Linked DNA regions of Homo sapiens: region 2 is linked to region 1. Evidence: chromatin contacts called from ENCODE Hi-C or POLR2A ChIA-PET data. All regions are on one chromosome and are shown on one strand. The core of a region is the stretch at or near the end of the contact, and the rest is flanking DNA. Distances in the headings are between cores, read along the strand shown.

Region 1 (6,362 bases), core at 3,188-5,687:
TTTTGTATTTTTTAGTAGAGACGGGGTTTTACCACATTGGCCAGGCTGGTCTCGAACTCCTGACTTCAAGTGATCTGCCTGTCTCAGCCTCCCAAAGTGCTGGGATTACAGGCGTGAGCCACTGCACCCAGCCAATGCCCACTCTTTACTCATAATTGCGAATACCCTTTGAAAACATCATTAAACATGTTGAAATCTTTTAAAATCCTATGTCTAATGATTCCAGTGTTTGAGGTCTTCATGGGTCTAAATCTACTACCTGTTGTTTCTGCTGATTCCTGGTTACCTTGTGTGTTATGGAATTGTGACAGTGGGTTCATCTATCGGAATGTTATCTCTGGGCAATCTTTGAGACTGTGTTGAAGGTGGATTCCTACAGGGGATTTGCATTGACTTCTGCCAGAAGCCTGTGGTCGTTACCAATTTGAGACCACTTTAAATTAATTCTTGGTTTGGTATTTTTGGACCACCCAAGTAGAGTGAATTCAGGCTGTAAATCCTCTTATTGGGATTGGCTTGTAGCTACAAATTCTAAGGGAGAGGTTTCCCCTCTACGATCATTGCCAAGGCTCAGTATAAGCAATTTGCCTTGTAGTCCCTAGGGAGTACAGAGTAGGGTGGTTTCGTTCTAGTTCACCTTGACACCAATGTATAACTTTTTGGGGTCTTGGTTTTCTGCAGAGGGGATTTTCTGTTGCAGTCCTCACCTTGGGTGGGCTCTGGGCTTTGTCTCCGATCTCCACTCCACGTAGCTTAAGGGCATCATTAACATCTCTGAGTTCCAGTCTTCACTTAGTTTTTGGTTCTGAATATGCCTTATGTTTTTGAGAATTAATTGATGCAATTAAAGCTTTTTTTCCCTTCTAGCTGGCATATTTGGTTGTTTCTGGTGGGAGTGTCTAAAGAATATCTAGTACACCATCCTGCTGGAAATAAGACCTCCTTTTCTCCTGCTAGTAATTCTTTAGTGAAAACCTGTAAGATCAGCTTCTGAGTGTTCTTAATTTGTTTTTGGAATCCAAGTAGAGGACACTGTAAGATATGTCAATCACAGCAGTGAATCTTTAATTTGGGCTAGCAAATTCATTCATTCATCAAATTTTATCAAGCCTCTGTTAAAGGCCAGGCTTTTTGTTGGGTCCTGGGGATTCAGGATGGACAAGGCAGACTCAACTCCTATCTGCCCTCCTGAGGCTCACAGTCTAATGACTTGAATTTACAGTACAGTGCTAAGCACTTTACATCCTTGTTTAATTTAATCCTCATTACAGCCCTATGGGTTAGGTACAATCCTTTATAGATTAGGAAGAGAAGGCACAGAAAGACTATGTAAATTACCCACGATCAGACAACTTGCAAGAGGCAGATCAGGAACTCAAACTCACATTGCTCTGCTCTACAGTCTTTGTCCTTAACAGTTATGCTCTTGGTTGTGCCAAGAGAGGGCACTGTTGAGTATGCCAGGAAGAGAGGGTGCTTTCTTTTTTATATGTGTGAAGGAATTTGCCTGTAGAAGCCATTGTTAATTTTCTTAGGATAAATTTCAGTGACATGTCAGGCCAACACACCATCAGAGTGTAGAGCTCCAAGGTACAGGACTGAGGCAGATGACGGCTCATTTTCCAGAAGTCAGTAGCTATTTGCATGACACCATAACAACATTCCTAGATACTTGCCTGTGCTCATGGAAGACAACCAGGAAGGAGGACTCAGTAGCATCCAGAGCAGTACCGTGGGGTCATGGTGCTGTCGTTGCTGCTTACTTCTAGAATATGCAACCTGCAGAGCAAGTGTCAGAAGCCAACCCTGTCCTTGAATATGAGGCTAGCTGGTTTCCTGGATGAAAAATCAGGAGATCTTGGTGGCAAGGTCCTTCCCCTCAGTAGAACTCCGTTTCCTCATATATATAACAAGGACATTGGACTCTATGTTCTCTAAAGGACGCTTCCGCCTCTGACACTCTGTGCTTCTGTGATTTTGTGTGATGCCAAGAGAGGGACCATTTTCTATTCTGTGTCCAGGGAACAGCAGGGAGTAGAAAGTTAGGGAGCAGGAGCCCTAGCTTTTCCTGCCCCCAAGCACTGTCCCAGTTTGGCTACAGTGAAGTGAAATAGTGCCACATGTCCCAATCTTGCAATTCCTGGAATTCCTACAACTCCTTCCCAAACCAGCCTCAATGACATCTCTTCTAGAGGTCCTCCTTGATCCTCCCGTTTTGGGATTCCTAGAACACTTTGGCCAGATTTCTTCCGTAACACCTGTCTTTCCTTTCTTGCTAGACTGTTGAGCTTCTTGAGGGTCAGGTCTGGGTCTCTTGCACCCCCACACCCCCCACAGCATCCAGAGCAATGCCAGGTAAGTGCATGAACGCAAGAAGATCCAGCTTTTTTTTCCCAAACAAGTCTATGGGTAGGCCCAGATTTAAAAATAGGTAGCTCTTCTATATTCTATATATATATATATATATATATATATATATATATATATATATATATTAAACACATTTTATATAGCACAAAAACATAAAATAGTATTTCTATGGATTATAAATGTTCATGGTGGAAATTTAATAAATGTTAAAAAAAATGTAATGATGAAAATAACCATCCCCATGCACCCCCTCTCCCATCCTCTGATCACCCAGGGAATGCCATTGCTAATGTTTTGTTGGATTTCATTCCAGTCTTTTTTCTACATATAACAGTCCTGGCCACTTACTACATATAGAGTTTGCTTCTCTGTGCTTATTACTCAGGAGTTGGGAGCCTTTTCTCATAGCCTTAAATGTTCTTTGAGAACATGATATTTAATGGCTGTCGGGTGTTTCACACCTATTAAGGTCGGAGCTGTGAAGAGCTCAGCTGCCCAGAGGACCTGAGCTCAGTAGTGAGAGGCTTGTGGTGTCCTTGGAGGCTGGAAATAGACCATCTCCATCACCTCTGCTCTCAGAACTCCCACTCTGTTCTCAGGAACTGTGCGGTATCTCCTCTAACCCTCCTAAACGACGACAAGGAAGGCTCTACAGAGACAGAGCCTCTGGAAGGCTCAGAGAGACGAAGTGACTCACTGGAAGTGGCCAGCACACACAGTAGAGGAAGATGCCTATTCCCAAGCCTCCTGCAGTTATTTATTTATTTATTTATTTATTTATTTATTTATTTATTTATTAAGACGGAGTCTTGCTCTGTCGCCAGGCTGGAGTGCAATGACGTGATATTGGCTCACTGCAACCTCCGCCTCCCGGGTTCAAGCAATTCTCCCTGCCTCAGCCTCCTGAGTAGCTGGGATTACAGACATGTGCCACCACGCCCAGCTAATTTTTGTATTTTTAGTAGAGACGGGGTTTCACCATATTGGCCAGGCTGGTCTCGATCTCTTGACCTCAGGTGATCTGCCTGCCTCGGCCTCCAAAAGTGCTGAGATTACAGGCGTGAGCCACCGCGCCCGGCCCTGCAGTTATTTTTCACGTTGTTGTTGGCAGTCGAGGTTGCTGCTGGACACACTGAAAAAGAGAAAATAGTAACGTCTGGAGCAGGACCCTGTGGTTGGGCTGCTGGTGGGAGGCAGCCGGACCTCCTGGGAGGGAGAGTTGGAACCTCGCTCAGTTTGGTGGTGCTTCGGCTTCCCGGACCTCGAACTCCTGGGGCCCGTCCGCCTCCCTGCTCTGGCTTCAGACGCTGGCTGGAATGCTGCTCAGCACATTAGCTGTGAAGTTAACTGGCTCCGGATCACAAGTTCACTGGCTCCGGATCACAAGTTCACTGGCTCCGGATCACAAGTTCACCACTCTCTGTTCAGGGTGGCAAAAGGAACCTCGTCTGGTGGCCAGAGCCAAGGGAGGGAGAGAGTGGGAGGCTGTGGGGCCCCTGAGCAGTAAAGCATCTTCTCTGATGACTCCTCTCCCTTACATAGTCTTCAGTGATTCCTTAGCATGGAGAAGAGGCTGAGTTGGCTAATTATGAAGGGGGAAGGAAAAAAGACAACAAAACCCCCAGCTACCCTGTAACATAAAACGCTGCCTCCTCAAGACCTTTGTCATATTGTTCTCGCTCCAGAAACTTGGGGTTTCTCACCCTTGTGATATCTGTGCCTGGGCGTGCACCATTTGTCACTCTCAAAAACTGGCCCAGGAACACTTGGTGAGGGGTTATTGTGCTGCAGGAACGGCTCTTACATGAATAGGCATTCCTTTCCACCCACATGCTTGAAAACTGGTTATAATTAGAACCATTTCTACCTGTTCTGACACTTACAGCGGGAGTGTTCGTAGGGGTCCTGCCCAGAGCCCTGACCAAGCTGCGGAAGGCAGAGCCAGAAAGTGGGTTCTAATCCCACCCTCGGCCACTGTGGCTATTAGCTATGCTTCACTAAGAGTCCTACGGTTGGAAGTCCTTGGACCGTGAAGGAGAGAGCTGCACCTCCGCCTCGCGCCACCCCTGTCACATCCTGATTCTGTCTCTCGGGCCTTTCTCTCTCCTTCTGCCGGGAAGCCTGGGAGGGAACAGTTCTAGCCTGAATCCACAAGACGTTCGAATTTTGATATATTTTCACATAAAAATGTCAACTTTTTAGTGGAAGGAGCTTTAGAAATAATTTCATTGTGTGGTTTTCAACTCTTGGGGAGACTTAAAAAAAAAAAACCACGTATCTGGGCCCCACCCCAGTCTCCCAACGCAAGTGGTATTTTGAAAGGGCTCTCAGGTGGGTTTTCCTTTTTAATTAAACTTCTAATTTTGAAACAATTGTAAATTCACATGTAGTTGTAAGAAATAATACAGAAAAATCCTTTGTTCTCTTTGCCTCGTTTCTACCAATGGTAACATCTTGCAAAACTATAGTAGGGTATTGGCTGGCCGGTGTGGCTTACTCCCGTAATCCCTGAACTTTGAGAGGCTGAGGTGGGTGAATCCCATATATATATGTATACACACACATATATATATGTATATATATATATATACACACACACACACACATATATATATATATAGAGAGAGACAGATATATATATATATATATAGAGAGAGAGAGAGAGAGAGAGAGAGACAGAGAGAGAGAGCTCACACCTGCAATCCCAGCACTTTGGGAGGCTGAGGTGGGCGGATCACAAGGTCAGGAGATTGAGACCATCCTGGCTAACATGATGAAATCCCATCTCTACTTAAAAAAAAATACAAAAAATTAGCTGGGCGTGGTGGCACACACCTGTAATCCCAGCTACTTGGGAGGCTGAGGCAGGAGAATCACCTGAACCCAGGAGGCAGAGGTTGCAGTGAGCCAATATCGCGCCACTGCACTCCAGCCTTGGGTGACAGAGTGAGACTGTCTCAAAAAAAAAAATCTATCTATCTATCTATCTATCTATCTATCTATCTATCTATCTATCATCTATCATCTATCTATCTACCTCTTGATCGTAGGCATCAGAACAAGGATGCTGCCGTTGATACAGTCAAGATACAGAACAGTCTCATCTCCACAAAGATCCCTCATGCACTGACTTCCCTCTGCCCCCACTCCTCCTTTACTCCTGGCAACCCCTAATCTGTTTTCCATTTCTATGTCTAGTTTTGCCATTTCAAGAAGCTTGTATAAATGGAATTGTGCAGTATCCAACCGTTTGGGATTCAGTTGTTTCATTCAGCATAATTCTCCGAAGATTAATCCAGGTTGTGCGTAGCAAGGGTTCGTTGCTGTCTATGGCTGAGTTGTGCTCTGTGGTGTGGACATACCATAGTTTGTTCACCACTTACCCGTTGAAGGACATCTGGATTGTTTCCAGTTTTTGGCTGTTAGAAATAAAATTGCTATAAACATTCTTTACAGCTTTGTGTGTGGTGAACATGAGTTTTCATTTCTCTAGGACAAAGGCCCAGGATTGCAATTGTCATATGATAGTTGCATGTTTAGTTCTCAAAGAAACTGCCAAACTCCAATGGCTGTTCAATTTTACATTTCCACCAGCAACATCTGAACGATCCAGTTTCTCTGCATCTTCACCAGCATTTAATGTTGTCACTATTTTTTATTTCAGCCATTCTGATAGGTATGTAGTAACATTTCATTGCTTTTTTAATTTTTAAAAAATTGATACATACAATTATACTAATTGATGGTGTACATGTGATTTTTTTGGATACATGCATAGAATGTGTAATGAAAAAAATCAGGGTCATCAGTATATCTATCACCACAAACACGGATTATTTCTTTGTGTTGGGACCATGTGATTTTATTGAAGTTTCATTGGACACCTTTTCATGTGCTGATTTGCCATTTGTATGTCCGCTTTGGTGAAATCCCAGGCAGTGTTAACAGGCAGTGTTGGTCACACACCAGGTCTGGTCTACCCCACTGGACTT
Region 2 (5,647 bases), core at 110-2,609, 53 kb before region 1:
CATCCACCAAGCCACACTTCCTCTCAGCCCTGCCTGTTCATTAAGGCTCTTCTCGGAAGCTCCAGGTGCCCGCATACCCTCTCCCAGTGCCCCTGCCATCTGTCCTGACTCCCTGCCTGTCAGAGCTTGGATACCACGTGGTACTTGGCCTTCTCCCGTAGATGCTTCTCCCCTACAGACCTGGCCCAGATAGGCAGGCCTTTGCCAGCCTGGCCATGCCTGGCTTGGGCGAATGTCGACTCGTGTCGTCCTGTGAGCACGCCATCCCAGGGCACTATGGTGGATGCCTCTGTAGCACAAAGAGACTGGGCCAGGGTCCTTGAGGGCTCGGGCTGGAGCGGGGGCCCTCACATTCCTGCTGCCTGCCAGCACTGTCTCCAAATGCCTGTCAGGTTGTAAAGGCGAAGAGTTGTGCATAACAGCTGCAGAAATCAAGCTGGCTCAGAAGAGCTCAGCCTGCAGAGAGAAGAAAATGATTTCAGCAAGAAACAAGCTGCAAATAACTCATAATGACCAGAGTGGGGCCCTGCCGGCTTTGCTCTGGGTTTGGTGAAATGTCTTAAGATATTTTTCCAAAGCCCTGGATTTGGCCAAATTGGAAACGTCCTTCGGCAAATGCTTTCTTTGCCTTAATTCTTAAAGTCAAGACTATTTGGAAGGCGATCTCCTTTGCTGTTTCAGATTCGTTTACTCTTGACACATCACAAGGGGCCTGCTGGGCGAGAGCTGTTTATAGGAGCAGATTTTAGGAATCAGAGGCTAAAGCAAGAAAGGTTTGGTCCATCCCATTAAGCACACCTCCCCCCATCCTCCACGTGGGGAGAAAGCCCTGGAAACAAGGGACTGAGGCTTGGGATCCCTGGTGGAGGTCAGGAAGTACCTCCTCCGTCACCCCTGGGCACCTTAGAGTTGTCTCCCAAAGCCTCCTCACTTTTCTCTTCTCTTGGATTCTAGAAATGCTGCCGAACTCAAAGCCACAGACCCCAGAGACCTACAAGGCAGTGTAGGTCTCACGAGCCTTGGTCTCACGTTGCTCAGGGGGGTCTTCCCTTCCTCTCGGCTCCTCCCACCTTCTCCTTCTGCACGACACCTTGGGAGGGCCTTGTGAGTGGCTTCTGTGGCACTGACCCAGGACCCCAAGCTCTGTAATTAGGCCCAGAGCCTCAGGTCTTTCAGCTCTACCCTGGACGTGGAAATAGAATCCTGAAGGCTTTTTGCTTCTGGTTTCTAGGCTGTCTCCCCGGACACTGCCTCGCCCTCTGCGGGGCTCTGAGTTCCTGGTGGAGGCGCCCACAGTGTGTGGCTGGCTACACTGCTCACTGCAATGGCTATAGGAGGTGAACACGGGATCAACCCTGCCGGGTTTGCTCCTTCGCAGTGACGCACGGCTCCGAGAACACACTCGGCCTCTGTATTTTGGCTTCACGTTGGAAAAATCTGCAACAATGCCTTCTGAGTCAATTCCACTGGGGCTCTGGTGACAAACCACTCTGGTTGTGTCTGGTGGCTTACAGGGTCCCCAGAGCCCTTTGATGGAATTACAGCTGCTCCTCTGTGCCGTCGCTGTCTCTCTGCCTCTGTCTCGCTCAACCTCTGTTTCTCTTTCTCTCTGTCAACACGGAAGGAGCTGGAACCAAACTGGAATGTGTGCTTGGGCAGCCTCAGTCCCGAGTGCCCACGAGCTGGTGTGTCTTGGCAACAGTGGCCCAGCAGCGCCCTGGCAGAGCCAAGCAGATGAATGGGTAATTAAACCGAGTGTTTCCCTACTGATACTTATTTCCCTGGTTCCAAATTTATTACTTAATTAAAGGGTATTCACAGCCTGCCAAGAGATGCTAGATCTTTCTTTCCTGTGCCAACAAATAGTTCCTCTTATACCCCTCTTTTGCCCTCAATTCTGCCTCTCTCTTTTTGTCTATCTGTGTCTCTGTCTGTTTCTCTCTTCCTCTCTCACAGACCCACATCCACACCCACGCCCACAGAGTCTTAGATCAAATAAGAGTACTAGTTGTTAGTAATTTCCTTGGTTAAGACTCTTGATAGTTTTTGCCCCAGGACAAGGCAAGAGAGTTAGTCCCGGCTCTTTTCTCCAATGGCTATTTAGTCCTGTGGGCTTGAGGTTTGGGTCCAGGGAGAGAGGAGTCAAGGGAGTGGTGGCTGAGGCCATGCTAAGGCTGGCTGGACCGGTGGGGACGTTAGTGCCCCTGACTTCCCCATCGTTGTTTCCAGGTGGGCACTGCCCCCAGGCAGCTTTCTCTCCTCTGCCCGCTCAGCTGCTGCTCCCCGCAGACTTCCTCATTCCTTCTGTTTTGCCCCATCTGAGATGAGCCTGTGTGCTTTGGAACACAGCAGACTATTGTTCCAAAGACAATAAAAAAAGATTGGGAAATGTAGTGGCTGTCACTCCCCAGTGCCTTCAAGTTAGAATTCGACGTGTGTGTTCAGAGGGCCGTGGTGAGATTGCGCCTGCCAAGGTAGAACAAACAAAAAGGAGTAAGAGAGAAAAAAGACAAAAGCTGGGATTAAACACCCCAAAAAGAAGATAAAATAGGCACCTCCTCCCTTAACCTCCCGTGACAGATTTAAAGCTTCATTAGTGGCCCACAAGGGGTTCTCAAGCAGCTACTGCCTCATCATCATGGCCATTAACCAGCGTGCAAATGACCCGCCGAGGGCCCTCGACCTGTCATGGCGCTGTCACCAGCGTGGTTTATGGCTTCTGAGCACCAGGTCCCAGATGGGCAACATGATCCTTTGCTTCCCTCATCAGAGCAAATCTGGACTTTAGAGCTCGTAAATTCAGCGGGGTGTCCCAGGGGCTGGCTGACATCTTGGAGGTGCCGGGTGAGGATTTATGGGCCCAGCCATAGTTTTGGGGGAGCCACAGGTTACCAGCGCAGGCATTAAAAGATACGGAGTTGCCCAACACAGCAAATGATGGCCACACGGGTGGCTCAAAGACAGCAAGGCTTAGTCAGCATGAGAGAGGGCGTGTGGTCCCTTAATGGGACTGGTGGCCGCTGCTGTTTACCCAGCCGTGGGGCTAGGAGCGCTCTATGCACTGTTTTCCTGCCCTCAACACTCAGGCAGGGGGCTGAGCCGGGATCCTGACTCCCAGGCTGGCCAGTGGGGTGGAGCGAGTCCTCACTGCCCCACAGCTCTTCCCAGCTATTCCATTCCCAGGCTGCCTCCACCTCCCACCCCTCCAACCCACCCTGGCCCGGGGTGGCTTTGCACACTTAGAACAACCTCTGGCTTGGTTGTATTAGCAGAGACATGGATCCTTAGTGTTCCTAAATGGCAGGTCTCAGGGCCGGGGCAGGGACACTGCCTCTCCACCCAGATTCCACCTGCTCCATGCCCTGGCTCGTCCCCACCACCAGCCCTCCAAATCCCCGTCCCTGCTGGTATTCATTCATCCTCTGGAGCCAGGCTGCCCATTCAGCTTCCTGCTCTGTCACTCACTGCTGTGTGCTCTTGGACACATCACTTAACCACGCTGGGCCTCATTCTCTCATCTGTAAGAGGCAGGTTTTTACAGAAGTGCCTACGTGGTTGTAGGGTTGTTGTAGGATTGCATGCGATAACCCATGTAAGTGCCTGGCCCGTAGCAAATGGTTGATAAATGTGAACTTTTTATTTATGTTATTATCATCATTGTGCCAGCTCGTCAGACACTACCTGCCAGTCCTTTCGGTGAGACGGCCTGCCTGGTGTCACACTTAATGTGTGTGTCTAGCTCTTTTTTTTTTTTTTGAGATGGAGTCTCGCTCTGTTGCCCAGGCTTGAGTGCAGTGATGTGATCTCGGCTCACTGCAACCTCCACCTCCGGGTTCAAGCAATTCTCCTGCCTCAGCCTCCTGAGTAAGCTGGGATTATAAGCGCCCCCCCCACTATGCCTAGTTAATTTTTGTAATATCTATAGAGATGGGGCTTTGTCAGGTTGGCCAGGTTGGTCTCGAACTCCTGGCCTCAAGTGATCCACCCGCCTCAGCTTCCCAAAGTGCTGGGATTGCAGGCGTGAGCCACCATGCCCAGCCATCTAGCTCATTTCTGGGAGCCCTTAAAGACCTCTGTGTTCCTTAGGCATTGCATGTAGAAGGAGCACAGACAAGGCTTCAGTGTCAAATTGACCCGGGTGTTGGTCCCCACACTCCCAGGTCCCCAGGTTCCCTGAGTCTTGTAGCCTGGGAGGGGCAGGCTGGGTTTCTTGGGGACTTGAGGCCACATAGGAAAGGTTTTTCCTGATACTCTTTCCTGGTTGTTTGCAGGTGGGAGGGCTGTGGCCTGGTGGTTTGAAAGGTGTCTCTCCAGCTTGTCCTTCTGGGGCACTTGGGCATCTTCCCTGAGGCCTGTCCTCTGGGCTGTCACGCTACCTGCTCCACTCCTCCCTGACATTACCATCTGCTTAGAACCTGTGTGCACCTGCCCCTCCCCTGCCCCCACTGTCCCTAGGAAGGAGGGTGGCTGCGTGGGCACCAGAGGTGTGCCAAGCTCTCTGGTTGGGGGTGGCTGGGGTGTGCCTTTGCTTCCGGCCCACTGCTTGCACGCATTGTTCATGTAGACAAAAGAGAATGGATTTTTGGTTTCAAGGTGTGATCCTGCCCGGCACATCCATCAGGCTCCGCTGCCCCCTCTTTCTTTTTCTCCCCTTCTCATTTCCGCCCTGGGCTGTGGAGGGGAAATAGCAATTGTGAGAGGGCCACTTGTCAAGATAAAAATCACACTGCTCAACAATGCTGCTGCCCTGGCTGCTGACAGCCTCAGGGATGTGCCGGGGGGCAGTGCCAAGGGTCACCACCCAGGGTGGAGGGCGGAGCTGCTCTGCCTGGCTCTAAAGCCCAGCCCTGCCTCCTATTGGCTGTACTACCTAATCATGCCGTGCCTCAGTTTCCTCATCTGTCAAATGGGGATAATAACAATTCCTGCACTACAGGGCTGTAATGGAGGATTCAGCGAGTTCTGTCACAGAAAGCATCCAGGACCGTGCCTGGCGTGGAGGAAGCCAGTACTGAATGTTTGTTGTTTTATTAGGAATCAGGACAGGGGCGGGGTGGATGGGCCCCATTTTTGTGGGAAAGTCCAGTGTCCACTGGGAGCTTGGGTGGGACCATTCGCCATCTGTGATGGAAATTTCTTCTGAATCACCCAGGGAACTTCAAAAAATTCATCCCCCAAATATTAATTGAGTGTCTACTCTCTCATCCATAGGCATGGTGTTGAGCTGCTCAGGCACTGGGCTGGGCTGGCCTGGCCCACGCTCAGCTCCGGGCTCTACCACCTGCAGGCTGATTACTGACAACTGACCCCACCTCGCTGAGTCTCAGTTTCCTTATCTGCAAAATGGGAGCGTTCCCAATCCCTATTCTGGGGGGTGCTGCCGGAATGGGATGGGAGGGGGTGTTGCCAGGATGGGATGGGAGGATGCAGCTGAGCTCTGAGACTTGGTTCTTCCCTCGGCTCCTCGGCCAGGTGCAGAGGCTGCAGCAGCACCTGCTCTGGAGCTGAGCGAGGACAGGTAGCTGGCAGGGTACCAGGTCACAGCCCAGCCTCGGTGTCTCCTTCTGTGGAACGGAAGTTTTGCTGGTGCTGTTTCTCTAGAGGCCTGAGTAGGCATGACCTTCCACCATCTCATGACACTGGCATT

What was found. Hi-C counts contacts between places; a loop is a spot of excess contacts on that map. ChIA-PET counts read pairs that join two places held with the same protein, here RNA polymerase II (POLR2A). Pooled maps may share reads with other maps.
Region 2: a loop to region 1 is called in a map of head of caudate nucleus, with 6 times the contacts of the local background. The contact joins two enhancer-like sites. A Hi-C loop is called at or near these places in 7 of 168 maps with a recorded cell type or tissue (CD8-positive, alpha-beta T cell, HepG2, OCI-LY7 and 4 more), 2 of 37 single-sample maps with no recorded cell type and 10 of 50 pooled maps. POLR2A ChIA-PET finds 5 or more read pairs at or near these places in 6 of 52 experiments (HEK293, OCI-LY7, Panc1 and 3 more).

The regions. Positions count from the first base shown.
Region 1 is chr1:25,143,951-25,150,312 of GRCh38, reverse strand. No RefSeq gene overlaps it. Among named protein-coding and RNA genes, the nearest start is that of SYF2, 85 kb to the left of the region's middle. RefSeq lists enhancers at 3,808-3,897, 3,908-4,067. Within about 2 kb of position 4,437, at least 3 of the 41 ENCODE cell types and tissues checked have a DNase peak (open chromatin) inside an H3K27ac peak, as active enhancers do.
Region 2 is chr1:25,194,828-25,200,474 of GRCh38, reverse strand. No RefSeq gene overlaps it. Among named protein-coding and RNA genes, the nearest start is that of SYF2, 35 kb to the left of the region's middle. RefSeq lists an enhancer at 926-1,425. Within about 2 kb of position 1,359, at least 9 of the 41 ENCODE cell types and tissues checked have a DNase peak (open chromatin) inside an H3K27ac peak, as active enhancers do.